Linked DNA regions of Homo sapiens: region 1 is linked to region 2. Evidence: chromatin loops called from intact Hi-C (ENCODE). Cell type or tissue: dorsolateral prefrontal cortex. All regions are shown on one strand.

The links. Peaks named below come from ENCODE experiments on the same cell type or tissue, not always from the same donor. Only the 100,000 strongest peaks of a DNase experiment are listed, where the experiment ranks them.
Region 1: it touches region 2 in a loop (5-fold over the local background); 4 of 110 quality-filtered maps call a loop at or near these places.

The regions. Positions count from the first base shown.
Region 1 is chr1:69,636,019-69,638,518 of GRCh38, reverse strand. All of the region lies in intron 1 of LRRC7 (leucine rich repeat containing 7), which reads right to left. Among named protein-coding and RNA genes, the nearest start is that of LRRC7, 69 kb to the right of the region's middle. In dorsolateral prefrontal cortex, no CTCF peak of the experiment used is centred here; no DNase peak of the experiment used is centred here; H3K4me3 peaks cover 466 bases; H3K27ac peaks cover 689 bases.
Region 2 is chr1:69,566,074-69,568,573 of GRCh38, reverse strand. LRRC7 (leucine rich repeat containing 7) reads right to left here and starts at 652. Exons shown (of 27, transcript NM_001370785.2): 1 at 1-652. RefSeq lists a silencer at 999-1,228. In dorsolateral prefrontal cortex, a CTCF peak has its summit at 1,264; DNase peaks (open chromatin) are centred at 463 and 1,243; H3K4me3 peaks cover 2,169 bases; H3K27ac peaks cover 2,500 bases.

The sequences.
Region 1 (2,500 bases), 70 kb before region 2:
TTATAGGAATCAAATTGTGATCTCCAGTTTTAAGTGCTGCTCCACAGTCACTGTTCTGTCTCATTAAAAATGCAACAAATGATTTTCTAATGAAAAGAACAAGAATATATGCCACTTTCAGAAACTGGAATGACTACCATCAGAAATTCTACACTTGATCATGACGTATCAAACAGAAGTACAGATCTGAATTAATTATTCCCAGACAATAATAGTCTGTATTCAGGCACAGGGTTAGAAATGACCAAATGAATGATTAATATTTAGTACTAAAATGAATATAATTTTTGACATAGTGTTAAACGCTACTGAGAGCTGGATTACTTTCTTGTATTTAAATTAAGCAACATTGAGACAGTGCATACTTTCCCATCTTTATATTAAAATTGAGAACAAACAAAATAAACTTGGCTATTCTCTAAGAAATATTTGCTTCTGAAAGATAATTCTGTAAACTAACCCAAAATTTCTTTTCTTGACACTAACATATTGCTCATCAAGACTCACTTCATTGTGCCCTCCAATCCCACCCTTTCTCTCTCTTTGCAAAACTGGCCTTAAAATCTCAGGCGAGGCTCTTAAACCCTAAAAATGTGTCACCTTTCTATTCTGGACTAATACTAAGATTATCTCAAGGTGGCATTTTCTTTTACTGCACTAGGCTTAAGAAATTCAGCTTTGCTTCATCAAGTCTCTGCTTATCTTTAAAAAACATTCTTTGTCCTTTAGAAAATCAACAGTTGACATATTAAAATGATTCTGTGTAATTAAGTAAAATATATTAGTTACAGGGAGATGGATTACATAAGGTAAAGCTATTTAACAGAATAGATGCTTACAAATAGTCATGAAAGAAAAGAAAGGAAAAGAAGATTAACGTGTATTTCATAACCCTGAGGAATACTATTTGACTTTTAAATAAATTACCTCATTTAATTCCCCAAAAATCCAGTCAATTTTCCAAAATTTTAGGTAGAAATAGAACTGGTAAGATTAAATATCTTGCCAAAGCCTCCATGTTTAGTTGTGATAAGTGGGTTGTGGGATGTGATAAGAGATCAGGTCTTCTAACTAGCAGTCTTGTATTGCTACTCTTTTTTCCAACTCTGCAATGCTCAAATATTTATGTAGAATTAACCCCAAGACTTAGGACAAAATTATTTTTAATATGAATATGTAAAGACAATAATACTTTTTATGGAAAATATAAAAACAGTGTGAGACATTGACGTGAAACAAACTCAAAGAAGAATTAGAAAACCACCTAAATTTATTTAGAGCTATTAAAGACATTTATTCAGTAGTTTAAAACCTACCTCCTCAAAATGAAACAAATGCCACCCTAAATCCCCGCACTGAATCTAGGTGTTTAGTTAACCCACCTTATATAAACTCTGTGTGCGGGGGAGCGGGGGAGGGGAAGAGAGAGAGAGAGAGAAAGAGAGAAGGGTGAAGGCGAAGGAAGTGAAGAGAGAGTTTCCCAACTAATACGAAGTCACTGTAACTTTTATACCAAAGAACACAACAAGGGCAATATGAGAGAAGAAAATTAGAGTCTAATTTCATTCATAAACAAAGTTGAAACATCATGAATAAAATATTAGCAAATTAAATCCAGTCAGATATAAATATTTATATCTTTTATGATCAATATAAGTTTCCAAGTATTCCAGACTGCATGGTTGGTTTAACACTAGACTGTCCATTGTAATTCCTCCAATGAATATATTAAAGGATAAAAATAATACAACCACTTCAACATGTGCAGAAATATTTTAGGTGAATTTCAACTCTGAGGTCTTTATTTGTCAACAAATGAGGAATACCGAAATTTCTTTGACCTGAGAAAGGTTAAAGAAACAAATATCATGGTTAATGGTGAACATAAGAAACATTCCCTTTATAGCCAAAAACAAAATAAATGAATCCATTATCACCATTTGTATTTAACATTTTGCTGGAACTTCTGAACAGCCATAATAAGAAAAAAAATGATTACAAGATTACAGAAGGTGTTTAGATAACCATAGCCTTTAATCCTCCTACTTGCTAACTACAAAATGTATCTGTCTCTGTGTGTGTGTGTGTGTGTGTCTGTGCCTGGATGTAAAATCCTCTGGATTTGTAGTGATAGTAGAACTCATTTTTTGAATTTATTGGTGAGGAGAATATATTCTAAAATGCAGCTGGACTTTGAATTCTCATTTTGCCTAAGAAAAATGCCTAACAGATGAAACTGTCATATACAAGTAACATAAAAATTTCTCAATAGATTTAGAATTGAACGGAACTGAATAGAATCACATATGTGGTTGCATGACCTGAAAACACAAATCTGGCCATTCTTTTTTCAAGAAATATAAAACTCTACACTTATCCTAGGTACTATTGAATTGATGCATGGTAGATTCTTTGAAACCAGGAAGTAGGTTTGGTATTCATTCATTTATTCAATCATTCAATGAATATGTCCTAAACAAACTTTTTCAATTTAATATTT
Region 2 (2,500 bases):
CTTAAGTGTTCAGGGGTCCGCAGTGGAGTGGGCGCCAGGGTCTTCGGAGGAGAAGAGGAGGGAAGGAGTAGAAGGTAGGAAGAACAGGAGATAGAGGGGAATCCAGGAAGGTGCCACGTTAGACCATGATGCCAGTGCCCTTCAGGTGGACGGCTGGAGAGGTTCCCGCGGGAAGCGGCTGAGGGGAAGCCCGAAGCGCCGGCGGGGGAGGCAGGAGCGCGTCCACTCCCCAGCCTCAGCCTGCCCAGCGCGCCGCGCTAGCGACCGCAGCAGCAGCGGCGGCGGCGGCGGCGGTGGCGGAGGCGCAGCTCCCTCCCCGCCCCCAGAAGGCTCCACAGACAATAAATCCTGGGCGGAGAAGAGACAAGCAGGAAAGGCGAATCCTGCACCCAACTCCGTAACAACCCCTGCCCGTTGCCGCGCCTGTGCAGGGCGAGGATCCCCAGGGGCCAGGGCGCAGCGGGCGTCTCGGAGGGGCTGAGCGCTCCGCAACTGCAGGAGGCGGTGGCGGTGGCCCGAGTGGGCGGCTGCAGGTCCCGCCGGCGAGAACCCGCTGCACTGGGGCTGGGTGTCCGTGGCTTCAAGCCCGGTGTTCACCCGGAGTAGGGTCCTCCTCGGTGCAGTGGCTCGGCGCACAGGTGCCAGGATTGGCAGGCGAGGAGGCGCCGCTCATGGCTCTTGGCTGTGTCTCACCGCTCTCCCCGCCCCCTCTCTTTTTTCCCACCCCCTTTTCCGACGACACCAGCTGCAGCTGCTTCAAAGTGTGAAAAATGTCAAGGAGATTTTCCAATGATAGGAGGGGGTAACCATGTTCACAACCCTCGGTCTCTTTTTGAGATCCTCGCCTGTCCCTCTGACCTCTACTCCGGCTCCCCCAAATTATGAGAAGAAAAATCCCAGTCCTGCACAGGATTGAAACGCTAGCCTTCTCCCGGCTCCGTCACGATAGGCTGCTTTTCGAGAACGGGACGAGAGGCCGAGCTCTCTGGGTTCCTCTCGCCTCCGTGGTGTTCGAGGCAGGTGGCACGAATCTCAGCGCGGGGCGGAGCGCGGCTGCCGGCTCCTCCCGCTCGCGGGCCAGCCCCGGGCGCTCGGGCAGCGCGGCGCGGCTTTCTGCAGCGCGGCCGCCTGAGCGGCAGAAGCGGCTCCCGGCCTGTGCGCCTGCCTGAGCGCCCCTGCACCCGCACTAGCTCAGTGACGCTGAGCTCGTGGCTCCTCAGGCTGCTGCTCCTGCTATCTCAGCAAAGAGGCGGCCGGGAGCGCCTCCTCGGGGTTTCCTCCCCCGCCCGCCTTGCCTGCTGCAGGTTGTTGGCTGCCAAGGAGAAAAGTCTCCGCTTGTGCGTCAGGTCGCTTCACATCAGTCATGGCAGCGAACCTTGTGCCTGCTCTTAAGTCCTCTCCTCATTCTGGGGTTGCGGCTGCTGCCCTGGGAGTGCACAAAAAGGGAAGGGTTTTCCCAACTTCCCTTCATATATTCACCGCCCCTCCTCCTGCCATGAACATTCTCTCTGACACACACACACACACACACACACACACACACACACACACACACTCTCTCTCTCTCTCTCATATGCTCCCTTACGTAAAGGCACACACACTTTCTTCTTATACGCTTCTCTAAAGTCCCAGAAGCAGCAAGACATATCAATGAAGCTAGTACTATATTTACACTTTTTTTTTTTTTTTTTGAAACGGAGTTTCGCTCTTGTTGACCAGGCTGGAGTACAATGGCGCGATCTCGGCTCACTGCAACCTCTTCCTCCCCGGTTCAAGCGATCTTCCTGCCTCAGCCTCCCGAGTAGCTGGGATTACAGGCGCGTGCCACCACGCCCGGATGATTTTTTTTGTATTTTTAGTAGAGACGGGGGTTTCACCATGTTGCCCAGGCTGGTCTCGAATTCCTGACCTCAGGTGATCCACCTGTCTCGGCCTCCCAAAATGCTGGGATTATAGACGTGAGCCACCGTTCCCAGCCTATATTTACACTTTTATTCTCTACACACATCTAATGAATTACATCTTTAAAAAAGGATATATTATGCTGGTATTCTTTTGTGGAATATAGGCTATGTGGTTTTTGTTTCTTCATTACAAGAGAGAAAGAATCTTGTCTTTAGTTCTCTAACCTCGAACACAGTCAAGACTGTGCACAGCATTCAAATGCCACTCTGGGGGTGTGTGTAAGCTCACAGTTTGCCAAAAGAAAACACACCTGATTGTATTCTTAGATTTGGAATGCTAAAGTCTTCAAGGTCAAAAATTATGTTTCCTGGCTGCTAGAAATTGTCTAGGAAGAGACTTGAGAGACTGGCACCTAATGTGCGGAGGACCTAGAGAGGAATTATTGCCCACTTTATCTGGGCCATGAAGGTGGGCTGACTTTTAAGGACAACTTGCCAGTGTTTCATATCATTTGCATATAGAAAGGAAAAGGAGTATATTTTGAAAAGCCAGATCGTTTTTTATATTGTTACAAAACACCAAAAGAAAGGGCTCT